Linked DNA regions of Homo sapiens: all the other regions are linked to region 1. A link is a contact called in ENCODE Hi-C or POLR2A ChIA-PET data. All regions are on one chromosome and are shown on one strand. The core of a region is the stretch at or near the end of the contact, and the rest is flanking DNA. Distances in the headings are between cores, read along the strand shown. Region 1 holds the start of SLC38A10 (solute carrier family 38 member 10). Region 2 holds the start of BAIAP2 (BAR/IMD domain containing adaptor protein 2). Region 3 holds the start of OXLD1 (oxidoreductase like domain containing 1).

The links. A loop is a pair of places that touch in the nucleus more often than their neighbours do. ChIA-PET counts read pairs that join two places held with the same protein, here RNA polymerase II (POLR2A). Pooled maps may share reads with other maps.
Region 2: a loop to region 1 is called in a pooled map, with 15 times the contacts of the local background. The contact joins the promoter of BAIAP2 here to the promoter of SLC38A10 in region 1. A Hi-C loop is called at or near these places in 9 of 50 pooled maps. POLR2A ChIA-PET finds 5 or more read pairs at or near these places in 2 of 52 experiments (GM12878 and H1).
Region 3: a loop to region 1 is called in a map of CD8-positive, alpha-beta T cell, with 4 times the contacts of the local background. The contact joins the promoter of OXLD1 here to the promoter of SLC38A10 in region 1. A Hi-C loop is called at or near these places in 1 of 168 maps with a recorded cell type or tissue (CD8-positive, alpha-beta T cell), 2 of 37 single-sample maps with no recorded cell type and 6 of 50 pooled maps. POLR2A ChIA-PET finds 5 or more read pairs at or near these places in 1 of 52 experiments (Caco-2).

The regions. Positions count from the first base shown.
Region 1 is chr17:81,293,033-81,297,588 of GRCh38, reverse strand. SLC38A10 (solute carrier family 38 member 10) reads left to right here and starts at 2,282. Exons shown (of 16, transcript NM_001037984.3): 1 at 2,282-2,766. The coding sequence starts at 2,668. RefSeq lists an enhancer at 1,617-1,706 and silencers at 2,367-2,636, 2,737-2,806.
Region 2 is chr17:81,032,924-81,037,265 of GRCh38, reverse strand. BAIAP2 (BAR/IMD domain containing adaptor protein 2) reads right to left here and starts at 2,115. Exons shown (of 14, transcript NM_001144888.2): 1 at 1,958-2,115. The coding sequence starts at 2,011. It overlaps BAIAP2-DT (BAIAP2 divergent transcript), which reads left to right and starts at 2,547. Exons shown (of 2, transcript NR_026857.1): 1 at 2,547-2,701; 2 at 3,868-4,342. RefSeq lists enhancers at 1-252, 1,303-2,298 and a silencer at 2,170-2,479.
Region 3 is chr17:81,665,089-81,669,344 of GRCh38, reverse strand. It overlaps OXLD1 (oxidoreductase like domain containing 1), which reads left to right and starts at 2,740. Exons shown (of 2, transcript NM_001039842.3): 1 at 2,740-2,827; 2 at 3,761-4,256. The coding sequence starts at 2,768. The coding sequence ends at 4,144. It overlaps CCDC137 (coiled-coil domain containing 137), which reads right to left and starts at 2,608. Exons shown (of 6, transcript NM_199287.3): 1 at 2,445-2,608; 2 at 1,483-1,616. The coding sequence starts at 2,578. RefSeq lists silencers at 2,375-2,524, 2,725-3,044 and enhancers at 1,701-2,622, 2,623-3,544, 3,705-3,814.

The DNA.
Region 1 (4,556 bases), core at 1,033-3,532:
GGCTCACGGCAACCTCTGCCTCCCGGGTTCAAGCGATTCTCCTGGCTCAGCCTCCCAAGAACCTGGGATTACAGGTGCGCGCCACCACGCCTGGCTAATTTTTTGTATCTTTAGCAGAGATGGGGTTTCACCATGTTTGCCAGGCTGGCCTCAAATTCCTGACCTCGTGATCTGCCTGCCTCGGCCTCTCAAAGTGCTGGGATTACAGGTGTGAGCCGCCATGCTCGGCTGGAAGTGTATTTTTTATCCTAGGCAGTCATACGTGCAGGCCAATTCCTATTAATTTGGAAAATGGAATAAACGAATATTAAGAGACAGAGAGTCAGCTGGGCGCAGTGGCTCACGCCTGTAATCCCAGCACTTTGGGAGGCCGAGGTGAGCAGATCGATTGAACCCAGGAGTTTGAGACCAGCCTGGACAACATGACAAAATCCCATCTCTACAAAAAAAGTGAAAATTAGCTGGGCATGGTGGCACACACCTGTAGTTTCAGCTACTGAGGGCCTGAAGTGGGAGGATCACTTTAGCCCAGGAGGGAAAGGCTGAAGCAAGCTGAGATTGTGCCACTGCACTCCAGACTGGGTGACAGAGTGAGACTCTGTCTCAAAAAAAAAAAAAAAAGAGACAAATAGTCTTCCCCATAATTGTTTAGGGATATATCCATATATGGTAAACCTTTAAAGAAAAGTAATGAATTGATGGAATCTGGATTGTGATGTCTCAGGATAGCAGGGAAGAGGGGAAGAAGGTGCTGGAACTGGGGAGGAACTGAAAGGGAGGATCTAAGTCTTCGGTAATATTTTGTTCTTAAAGCTCAATAGCGGGTCCATGGTATTTGCTATTTGTGAAAACATACATGTAAATTGCCCAGCCTACCTCGCATGCATAACATTTGATGAAAATTACATAATAAAAAGGAGGTTATGGAATGTGTATGCCATTTCATTTATATAAAAGTAAATGGGCTGGGTGCGGTGGCTCATGCCTGTAATACCAGCACTTTGGGAGGCCGAGGTGGGCGGATCACCTGAGGTCGGGAGTTTGAGGCAAGCCTGGCCACCATGGTGAAACCTGGTCTCTACTAAAAATACAAAAATTAGCCGGGTGTGGTGGCGGGAGCCTGTAATTCCAGCTACTTGGGAGGCTGAGGCATGAGAATAGCTTGAACCTGGGAGGTGGAGGTTGCAGTGAGCCAAGATCACACCACTGCATATACAGCCTGGGCGACAGAGCAAGACTCTGACTGAAGAAAAAAAAAAAAAAGAACGCAGGCATTTGTTATTTTGCCTGCGTATTTAATTAGTCTTTACCCAGGCATTTCCTCCTGTTCTCCTGAAGGTGGGGCACAGCCTTACTTGGTGGCTGCACTGCCAGTGCCTGAGGAACGGGCCTCTGTTCTAAGACACCTGGTCCTGCAGGTGCTGCAGACACGGCCTCCTTTCCTCCGCCGTCCTCCCCCAGCAGCCTGGAATCACTTGCTGCTTCCCAGCCATTCGGTCTACGCGCTCATTCATTAGACTCAGAGTGAGCAGCTAGGTGCCAGGAATCCACAGATCTATCGGGACCCTTCTCTGTTCTCTCCTCTCCCCGGTCTCCATTTCTACCCGAGGAATTCTCATTTGTCCTTCAAGCTCCAGCCTAGAAGCCACCTCCTTCTGGAAGCCCTCCCGGGTTTCCCTGTTCATGTAAGCCTCCACCTCTCCTGTCCCCTCCAGGAATGTCCCTTGCTCTTTTCGTGTGAAAAGGTGAAGTTCAACATTGCCACTGATCTGGGCGCAGTTCGGCAGGGCACCGCCTCCCCTTGGAGCTGTGTGGCCTTAGCGGAGTGGCCGAGCCTCTCTGTGCCCAGCGTTTCATTCCTACCTCCTAGGTGCTAATTCCTCACAACAGACTATTTTTCGGCTGAGGCAGTCAGGGCCCCCGCCCCCGTGCCCTGGCGCCAAGCACTCGCCCCAGAATCGGTCCTGGGAATAAAGGTCAAAAAGGAACCCTTAAACCCGCTCCTCCCCGGAAGGCACAGCGCCTCCCCTTCTCTCCAGCCCGCGACTGCCCATCCAAACCGAGGCCTCGCGGGGCGAGTCCCTTGTCCTCCAGCTCGTTGAACTGGGGCCCCGGGCACAGGTCGGCTGGACCAGCTTGGCGAACCGGACAGCTGCGAGACCCTCAGGTGCCCACCGGCCCAGTTTCCGCCCGCCCCTCCGGGCCCGCCTCTCATTGGCTCGCGTCCCACCAAACCCTACCCCCTGGCCGTCACTTCCGGGCAACGGAGCCCGTGGAAGGCGGAAGTGTGAGCGCCGCGGCGGCAGCTGAGTTGGGCTGAGGTGTCCCTAGCTGGCTCTGCGGCTCTTCCGGGTCTGGGCTCGGAGATTCACAGGCGGCCCGCGAGGCCGAGCGAGGGACGCATGGCCCTGAGGCGGCCGCAGGGCTTGGCGGGGTCCGGAGGTTGACCTCGCCCCCGCAGCCGGCCTTCGAGGCTGCCTCCTCCAGGCAGCCTCTGGGGCCCGCGCCCGCGCCTGCTCAGGCTCCCGTGTTCAGGCTGCCCATCCCCTCCCCACCGGCGTCCCGGACGTTGGGACCTGTGACCGTGGCCTCGGGCTGGGCTTCCAAAGCCGGCCGCAGCCCGGCGACCCCCGAGGCCTCTCGCCCCGGGCCCCTAGACCTCTCACTATGACCGCGGCCGCCGCCTCCAACTGGGGGCTGATCACGAACATCGTGAACAGCATCGTAGGGGTCAGTGTCCTCACCATGCCCTTCTGCTTCAAACAGGTGAGTCCGGTGGGCCCGGAGATCACCGCCCTCGCCTCCCCCGCAGAGGGGGCGTCTGGCTGGGTCGTCCTGGTTAAAGTTCCCGCCGGGGCAGGGCTTCGCTGGGCGGGTGCAGGCGGCCGCGGGCGGGGCGACCCTCTGGGTCCCGGCGCAGTTCCCGTAGAGAATCCGTGGATGAGAAGCGCACGGCGTTGGCCCTGGCAGCCCTTGTCAGCCCGGGCCGGAAAGTTCCCCACACTCAAAAACTCGATACCGAAGCAAAGTGTAACAAAGCAAAATGATCCTCCAGAATCGGAAGGGAACGGTGGGACTCCGTATTTTTACATTTTATCGTGTTTTTAAAAACTCTGACCCAACTGCACCTGTCTTCAGAAGCACACAACTCACCACTCCCAGGCTTCGACACTAGATAGGGACCTTGGTTGCAAGGTGATTAAAAACATCCACCAGGTTATACACCTAAGATCTGCGTTTCACAAAAACCGCACATTTGGCAGGGGGTGGTGGCTCACACCTGTAATCCCAGCACTTTGGGAGGCCGAGGCGAGTGGATCACCTGAGGTCAGGAGTTCGAGAACTGCCTGACCAACATGCTGAAACCCCATCTCTACTGAAAATACAAAAATTAGCCGGGGGTGGTGGCACATGCCTGTAATCCCAGATACTTGGGAGGCTGAGACAGGAGAATAGCTTGAACCTGGGAGGCGAAGGTTTCAATGAGCCGAAGGTTGCAGTGAGCCGAGATCACGCCATTGCACTCCAGCCTGGGCGACAGAGGGAGACTCCGTCTCAAAAACAAAAACAAAAAACTGCACATTTGATCTAATGTGTGCAGACGTTACCACAGTTGGAAAAAATCTCAAATACAAAAAGTTTAGCGTCATTCCAGCATTGAATAACACATGAAAGAAAATGGCCATTTCTAAGTGTCATCTGTTTAATCTACAATAAACAAGCATTTAGTGCTTTGGAAAAGAAAGGCTGACTGAAACGTTACCAAGTAGGTAGAAAAATGAAAACAACATGTATATTTTGAAACAAAGTGGCACCAGTAGTTTAATTTTAGATTAGCTTAGCAAACACTGTGTTTTTCATATTCATTATCTTTGGAATAAAAATATCCAAAAAATTTTTTCAGCCTGGGCAACATAGTAAGACCCCGTCTCTACAAAAAAAATTAAAAGTTAGCTGGGCATGGTGGTGCATACCTGTAGTCTCAGCTGCTCGGGAGGCTGAGGCAGAAGGATCACTTGAGCCCAGGAGTTTGAGATTACAGTGAGCTATGATTGCACCACTGCACTCCAGCCTGGGCAACACAACAGTACCCCATCTCTAAAAAAAAAACAACTTTTTTTTGATCAAGGAATTTTCAAACCCTCCCGTGCAGCCCTCCAGGCTGTTGTGTCTGAGTTGTTTGCCTGATATGGTTGGTGAGCCTGTCAGGGGAAGACAGGGCTACATGCCTCCAGAGCCCCCCGGGCAGCATCTGGTCTGGGCGTGGAGAATCCCAGCTTTCTGCCAGCCACCTCTGGGTGTTTCTGGACTGACTCCATGTCCCAGTGTCCACTGTGACTTGCCTGGCAGCAGAACTGCATTCTGGCATGTGGAGCAGTAGCTGGTCCTTCTCCTGCAAGTCAAAGACTGTTATCTTTGTTTTTTCAAGACGGAGTCTCGCTCTGTCACCCAGGCTGGAGTGCAGTGGTGCAGTCTCGGCTCACTGCAACCTCTGCCTCCAGGGTTCGAGTGATTCTCCTGCCTCAGCCTCCCAAGTAGCTGGGATTACAGGCATG
Region 2 (4,342 bases), core at 866-3,365, 260 kb after region 1:
CGTGCTAAATCAAATCATCAACCGCCACATCTTCACTTGGGAAAATCACCAATTAACCCACCCGTGGAAGACAAAACGCAGAACCTGTGTGTTTCACGTGCTCCAGACCAGCTGGTCTGCGTCCACAGGGGCTCAAAGTCCCCAAACACTCAGTCCTAAGAGTTTTCCTGCCAGCAGATTTCACTTAGACCTGCAGATAAATTACAGCTTCACCTAGGTGAAGGCCTACTGCCCGGTTAGGAGAGTTTTATTAAGGACGATCACGGGGTCGGTCCCCCAGAGCAAAACCACTCCATGTACTCACCCCCTGCCAACTCTCACCACGAAAGTTCCTGCTTTCTGGTTTCAGCGCAGAAGGAGAAAAAATAGGAAAAAGGTTCCGCTGGTACTTCTCTTCCACCCTCTGCAATCACAAACAAGTCGTAATGGAGCTAATGACTAATAATTTAATAAACCTCCCTCCCTTGACAACATGTGCTTCCACAGAGCAACAAGGCCAGAACCGTATGCCACAGACTCTGTGAAACCAAACCTAACAACCCCAGGGCCTGTGCCTTTCCCAAGCCGACTCCTCAGGTCACCCTGAATCCTGTTTCCCAGTGGCTCCGACGTGGCTTTAGGACTCATCTAGTCGACCGCACACCCGCCTTCAGAAACCTTCCAGACTGACGCGGCCCCAACTTCACAAGCTTTATTGAAAGCTGTATTCAAGTGCAATCGGCCCCCTGCACTCCAGCTGGAACCAGAGGGGCCACCCCTGAAGCCTCCATCTGGCTCTCCCAAGCCTGAGAGCTAAGAGGGCTTCCCAGGCCCCTGGCCAGGCACGCCTTGGCCGCCTACCACAATCAGAAACAGTTACTCTGCCGGGCAGGGTGCAAGCCGGTTAGGAAACATGAACCAGCGACTGCCGGGTAAATACCCACTCCACTCATCGCCCAGCCTGTCACTGAACCTGCAGACAGTTTTGAAACAAAGCACATCTGTAAGAGATCGCCCAGGACCCAGGGACACCCAGAGCAGGGGTTTCTCCTCTGAGAAAATGCTCCCCGGCAGCTGCCGGGCTCAGGCGTGGGGGTCTGGACCGAGAACGGATGCTGAAGAAAGAGAAAACCAAGGGCCTGTTTGTCGGTATCCCAGCCACAAAAACGACTGGGGAGGGGGCGGCAGGGGAGGCTTCCAGCGGTGCTCTGCGGCCCTTGGATGTGAACCTGTCATTTCGCAGACGAGAACGTGGATGCCACTCTTAACACATCTGAAGCAAAGGCAGGCACGTCAGCCTCCTACACAATTAGTCTTCTCTCTCCGCGGTTACATAAGATGATAGATTATCCGTCCACCCATCCAGCCTGCCCGCGCTCCGACCTCCCACCTTAGGCCCCAGCATGGGCGCCGGGCAGGAGTTGTGGGAAGGGAAAGCCTGTTGAGAATGAAGTGCCCGAGGCTCGCGCAACCGCGCCTGGAGGAGCCCCACGGTGCCACCGCGCCGACCGCGGCCTTCAGACAGCCCCCATGCCGTCCTGGCCGCCGCAACCCCTGGGCCCGCCGCCCCCGCCGCCCCGGCCCTGCCCGGGTGTGCTACGACCCCGACCGGTCCGAGGGCTTCCGGGGCCCGGCGCGCGGCTCCGTTCCCGCCGACGCCAAGGCGAGCGCGCGGGGGCCGAGCAGGGCCGTCGGAGCGGGGAGTGCTCCCCGGGCCTGGGGCTGGGGACTGACCGGGCCGCGGCGCGCATGGGATGGGGGGGCCCGGGCGGGGGTGGCCACCTGTGAGCGGCCGGCGCCGGGCTCACCACCCCAGCAGCCCGGGTCCCGGGTGGCCGCGCCGGGAAGACCCCCAAAGTCCCAGCCTCCTGGCCCGGCGCGCGGCCCCGGGGCCGCCCTGGTCGGGCTCGGGCGCGCGGGCGGCGCGCGACCCAGGCGCACACGGAGCGGGCTCAGCTCGGCGCCGGGGGGCGCTCACCTTATAGACATTTTCCGTGAGCCGGTGCATCTCCTCTGAGCGAGACAGAGACATGGTCCTGGGTCCCGGCTGCACCACAGACCGGAGCGGGGGACGCAAGCGGCGGCAGCAGCGGCGGTAACGGCAGCAGGACGGAGACGAAAGCGGACCCGAACCACAGAGCCCGGCGTCCGGCGGCGGCCACCTTTATAGCCGCCTCAGGCCCCGCCCCGCGGCAGTCCCCGCCCCTGCGTCCCGCCCCCGTTGCGCCCGCATCACCGCCCCCGACCACCCGCCCCCGCCCGGCGCTGCCGCTGCTAGGCAACCGCCAGGCCCCGCCCCCGCACCGCCCTTTCCATTGGTGGGTTCCGGAGAAGGGGGAGGGGGGCGGGATCGGAGGTGGGGCCTAGTGGCCGACTCCAGGCAGCGATTGGTCTGCGGCGGCGTCGATCCTGGGGGAGGAGAGGGGAGGCGCGGCGCGGGCTGGGGCCCTGGGAGCAGCCTGAGGGGGCCCGGGCAACAGCCGGGCTGGGGGCGGGGAGGCGGGGGCGGGGTGGCGCAGGAAGAAGGAGCAGAAGGTGCGGGGAGGAGAGCGGGGGGCGCCGGCGGCAGCGCGCGTGGAGGCGGCACTTCGCGAAGTGGCACTTCGGGGCGGGCGGCCCGCCGGGTCGCGGCCTGGCGCTGCGGGGCGGGGAGCGGCTCGGACGCAGGACGCCGCGGGCCGGGCTTACAGGTGGGAGAGGCCCCGACCCCGCCGCTTCGCAGGTAAGCCCGCCGGGCGGGCGGCGACCCCCCGGCCGGCCCCTCGGGGCAGAGAGGAGAACCCTGGGGGAGGGGGTGCTGCAGGAGGACCCTGGAGAGAGCTCGGCCCTGGAGTGGGGGACGACTTGGAGAAGGAGGATTTCGGGGGAGCATCGTGAGGAGAGGACTTGGAGGGAGGATCCTGCAGAAGGTGAACTCTGGGGAGGACCCCAGACAGGCAGACAGCGCTTGGGGGCTTGGGGCCGGGATTCTGGAGAGGGGAGGACCCTGGGAGAGGAGGGTTGGGGAAGAGGATCTTGGAGGAGGGCCCTGGGAAGGAGGATCTGGAGAGGGGACAGGGGAGTGTCCTGCTGGAAGGCCTGGGGACAGGGCGACCCTTAGGGACGGGGAGGACCCTCCTGCCGTCAGAAGATTCTCGTTGGAGGCAGTTTACTGAGAGAGAGAGGTCTCGGGAAGGAAGGGTCGAGGGCAGTAGGAAACGAGGGGCCCGGAGGACTCTCATGCGGTGGAAAGCCCTAGGGGGTGGGGGAACCTTGTAGGAGGAATGGAGGAGTCAGAGCTGCCTCCAATTTTTAGGAAGGGTCCTGCTTAAGGGTCCTCCCAAGGGGAGATTCTGCCGGGGAAGCTGGCCGAGTTGGCACACAGGTCTCCCGGTACAATTCCCGTGGAGAAATATTTACATAAATTAGGCTAACATAGAGGAATTATTTGTTTTACGTTGTGAAACACCAGATCTGAGCGTTTCCGTTTAATGAAACCTCTCAGTCTCCCAGCCTCCCATCCCTGCAAAATCATTCATTCATTCATTCCTTCAACGAGTCAGGCCCCTGGGGGAGACGCAGTTGTGCTGGCTGGCCGGCAGATCCCCAGACTGGCACGGGCTCAGGCCGATGGAAAGACCAGGGAAGTAAGATTCAGGAAGCATTGCCTCCCTCCCACCACAGCCCCGCGCCTCCTCTCCTCCGGCTGAATTTCCTTCCAGCTACTGGCCCTGGCTGCTTCCTTTTTCTTTATTGTCTCCAGTGTTTGGGGGTAGATCCCTGTGTATTTATTTTCTAGGATTCTTTTGGTGGTAAATGACAGAAAGCTCGCTCAAACTGGCCCTAACAAATGAGGGCATTTACCTGAAGGTAGGAGCATCTCCACTGACCCTGACCCCCTTCTTCTAGGCCAGCTTCCTGCTGTGTTCCCTGCACCCACCGATCTCACACGCAGCCCTAGGACAGACGTCCACTGGCCTGAGTTGGGTCTGGGGCCAACACGGAGCAGGTGGGGGTAGAGCAGCTCTGCTCGCCTGGAGGAAAGTTGAATGGCTGGAACCAAGATGACAGATGGAGGCTGGCAGGCAAACACGGGAGGCCTCCTCACTCCAAGAGGGGAGTCAGCCTGGGGACAGTTCTTCTCCAGGCCCTGCTGCTCCCATCAGCTGCAACACAGGAGAGGTAGGCTTCTCCGGAAAAGCTCCCACGGTCCTGGATCCCGCTCCACCTTCTAGAAGCTCCCAGCGTTACTTCCTGAGCTGGCCTGCACATCGTTGCGCTACTCCCGTCCAAGGGGGGACATATTCGGTGACCGACTCAGAACGCAGCCTGCTTCCCGGGTGGCCAGTGGCTCAGCAGTCTCGGTGCCTGAGCCTGCTCCCTC
Region 3 (4,256 bases), core at 1,491-3,990, 370 kb before region 1:
GCAAAACCCAGCCTTTACTAAAAATACAAAAACGAGCCGGGCATGGTGGCACAGGCCTGTAATCCCAGCTACTGGGGGGGCTGAGGCACAAGACTTGCTTGAACCTGGAAGGTGGAGGTTGCAGTGAGCCGATATTCTGTCTCCAAAAAAAAAAAGGCCAGGCACAGTGGCTCACACCTGTAATCCCAGCACTTTGGGAGGCTGAGGTGGGGAAATCACTTGAGGTCAGGAGTTCAAAACCAGCCTGGCCAACATGGTGAAACCTCGTCTCTACTAACAATACAAAAATTAGCTGGGCTTGGTGGCGTGTGCCTGTAATCTCAGCTACTCGGGAGGCTGAGGCAGGAGAATTGCTTGCACTGGAACTGGGACAGGGGAGGCAGAGGTAGCAGTGAGCTGAGATTGTGCCACTGCACTCTAGCCTGGGCTAGAGGGAGACTGTCTCAAAAAAAAAAAAAAAAACCACACACAAAAAATTAGCTGGGTATGGTGGTGCGTTACCTGTAATCCCAGCTACTCAGGCGGCTGAGGCAGGAGAACTGCTTAAACCCAGGAGGTGGAGGTTGCAGTGAGCCCAGATCACGCCACTGCACTCCAGCCTGGGCGAGGAAGCAAGACTCCATCTCAATAAATAAATAAATAAACAAACAAACAAAGGTGCCAATTCAATGCAGCACGGTTCAGAACGTGCCATGTGCTACCCAGGCCAGTGCGCCTCCTCCCTGCACCTTCCTCACCTCTATCTCACTATCCCTTTGGCAGCCATATAACCCCCAACAAGAAGCCTACAGTTTATACACAAATTATAAAACAGCTTTGCTGTAAAACCAGTGCCACGTTTGGGAAGAGAAATGTGTCTATAAGCAAAATATACACACAGTGGACTCCGTTTCCCAACATGCCCAGAGTGTTACCTCTGGGTTGCAGCGGTGGACATGTGGACACCCTACCCAGACTTGGGGGAGGAAGGCAAGACTTCTCAGAGGGGCCTGATGGAATTTCCTCCTTCAGCTCCTGACTCCACCCACTTCTCTCTACCATTGCTTCAGCACTCTTGTCCCAAGAATCATGGCTTCTCCCTGGCAGTAGCCCCGCCAGTTGCCAGGTCCACTCTCCCTCACTCCATCATCGCTCGGTGACCCTTTTTTTGCTTAGAGTAAACATGAATTGGCCGTGCCCTGCTAAAAACTCTGATGAATCTTCGCTACTTTTGGGGAGAAAAAAACGCCGCTCCTTAGCATGGATCCTGAGGCCCCATAACGGGTCCTCCCCGCCCACCCCACAGCCTCCTTCCAAGCCTCGTCTGGAACCACAGCGCCACCAGCTGCCAGCCACTGCTTTAGCTTTGGCCACGCTCCCCCACCTTCTGAGCACCGGGTCTTGGCATATTTCCTCTGCCTGAAACGTTCTGAAGTATTTGGGCGATTGGGCGGGTTGAGACACACAAAGCTTCACTGCCGCCCAGTATGGGCCTGCACACACCTGCTTTCTTCCTCTTCTTGTTACTGATCGGGTTTTTCATCTCTTGGCGGCTCCTCATAATCTCCCGGAGCCGGAAAGGAATCTCCTGTTCGTCCTGGTTCTTGGGCTTGCAGTTCACTTTCTTCTTCTCTTTGCTGGGAGAAAGAACACGGGGGTGAGACCCGTCCCAAGTAAAGCACAAGCAGAATCAGTAAGAGAAACAATAGTTGGGTCTGGCAATAGAATCTACACGGGCTGGCCGGGCTTGGTGGCTCACGCCTGTAATCCCTGCACTTTGGGAGGCCGAGATGGGCGGATCACGAGGTCAGGAGATCGAGACCATCCTGACTAACACAGTGAAACCCCGTCTCTACTAAAAATACAAAAAATTTGCCGGGCGTGGTGGCGGGCGCCTGTAGTCCCAGCTACTCGGGAGGCTGAGGCAGGAGAATGGCGTGAACCCGGGAGGCGGAGCTTGCAGTGAGCCGAGATCGCGCCACTGCACTCCACACTCCAGCCTGGGCGACAGAGTGAGACTCCGTCTCAAAAAAAAAAAAAAAAAAAGAATCTATCTATACAGGGGCCACATCTGGCTTCTGTGGTGCGAGCCGGTCCAGCAGTCCAGGGAGCAGGGATCTTTCCTCTCGGTCTCACTCAGTGGCTGTCCCTGAACCCCTTCCTCACGGGACGCGAGGCCGAAAGGCACTCCGAAAGCCCAGGAGGCCTTTCCGCCCTGACCTCGTCCAGAACCACAAAGACGGGACACTGGGACGCGGGAAAGGCAAAACCAAGGACTCGCTCGCGCCTCCATTCATTCAACCGATCCTGGCGGAGCGTGGGCCGCGGGCACAGACAGAGGAGGGCACTGAGCCCGACCTGGGGAAGGGGTCCGAGCGAACGCTCCCTAGGGGGTCCCGGGCGGAGCCTTCAAGGCGTCCCCTTCTCTGGGGAAGTGTGGCGGCCTCGCGGGGCAGCGCAGTCACCTGCGAAGCCCGGGCCACGGGGCTGGGCGCTGCTTCCCCAGCGGCTGCACTTGCTGCCGCCCCCGCGCTCGCCGGGGACTCCCAGGACCCGCCTGCACCCTGGACACCGCTGCTCCGCGACCAGCTCCCGCCATCTCCACGCCGGGAGGCTCCCTAGCGAAGCCACTTCCGCCTTCCTGCATGGTTCCGCCCCACCGATCGGCACTTCCGCTTCCTGCGCTCAGCCTCACGCTGGCTGGAGCGGCGCGACTTCCTGAAGGTCCGGGATTGGCCGGAGCGCCCGCCGCTCACGGTCAGGGGTTGCCGGATCCCGTCCGCGGGCGATGCTGCTGCGGAGGGTGGTCGAGGGAGGCCGGGCGGTAGCCGCCGCGGTCCGTGGCTCGGCAAGTACCAGGACGGGTCTTGGCAGCGCCGAAGGGCACGTCCGAGAGGCCGCTGTCCGGGGGCCCGCACGTACCGGGAGGAGCCCCGGCCCCTCCACCCGCATGTGGGGACGGAGCCGGGAGGATCGCGCGCTGGCCGCCGCCGAAGGACCCCTCGCTCCTCTCCTCCATCGGCTCTTACCGAGTCCCCGCCCCGGAATCTGTGGAGGGGCCGCTTAGCCTTGGGAGAGGAAGCAGCCCGGTGAACGGCCACTTTCCTGTTTCTCAGTATCTGCCGAGCGCCTGTGTGCGAGCCCTCCTGGGCTCTGGGGACTGGCCGTGGACATGGAGCGGATGATGCCCCTCGCAGGACTAGTTAAATAAGTGAAGTTGGTAGCGTGTCAGTCCGTGATCCTGGGTAGATAGAGCAGGGCAGCGACGGAAGACTGCCTATAGGACATTCACGCTGGGATGAGAGGGGCCTGAGAGGCCTGGGCTTTGTGACAGGGAAACTTGGATAAAGGGTGGTGCGATTCTTCCGGTTGGTCCCTCAGAGGTGGTGGGGCTTGGTTATACTGGTAGAGGTGCTGGGCTGGCCAGGAGCTTACAGGGTTACACCTCTCGCATACTGGTGTCCACAGAGCAGCCATCTTAGCTGGAGGTGTCGAGTGCCTCCCCCACCCCCCACCATGTGCTTGAGTGCACACCCGGCGCCAGGCCCTGATCCTGGCACTTCTTGTGAATCACACCGTGTCATACCCATGACTTCCATTGCACAGTGGGGAAACTGAGTCTAGAGAGGTGAAATAACATGTCTAAAGTCACAGGAAGTGAAAAAGCTGAGGACATGGAGCCAGTTGCCCAATGACAGGAGAGCTGAAATGTCCTCACTGCTGGGGGTAGACCGGGCCTCACCAGCTTCCTGGAGAGTCACATGTTTGTCTGCATCCTCAGGGGGCTCGCCGGTTCTCCAGCCCGGACTGCTGCCAGAGGCTTCCTGGAGGTGGCAGCTTTCTTCAAAGGCACCATCCCGGAGCGCAAGCCCCTGATGGGCGCAGAAAATTCGGGACAGACCACGTAGAGGTGGGCTCCCAAGCAGGTGCGGACGGCACCAGGCCGCCCAAGGCATCGCTGCCACCTGAGCTCCAGCCGCCCACAAACTGCTGCATGAGTGGCTGCCCCAACTGCGTGTGGGTGGAGTACGCGGACAGGCTGCTGCAGCACTTCCAGGACGGTGGGGAGCGGGCCCTGGCTGCCCTGGAGGAGCACGTGGCTGATGAGAACCTCAAGGCCTTCCTCAGGATGGAGATCCGGCTGCACACCAGGTGCGGAGGCTGAGCCATCCCTGCTGGACTCCCTACCGCAGGACGGAGTCCAGGACGCAGCCGCAGCCTCCTTCCTTCACACCCCCTCACAGACTCCTTGTGTCCAACGGGAATAGGAAGAATTA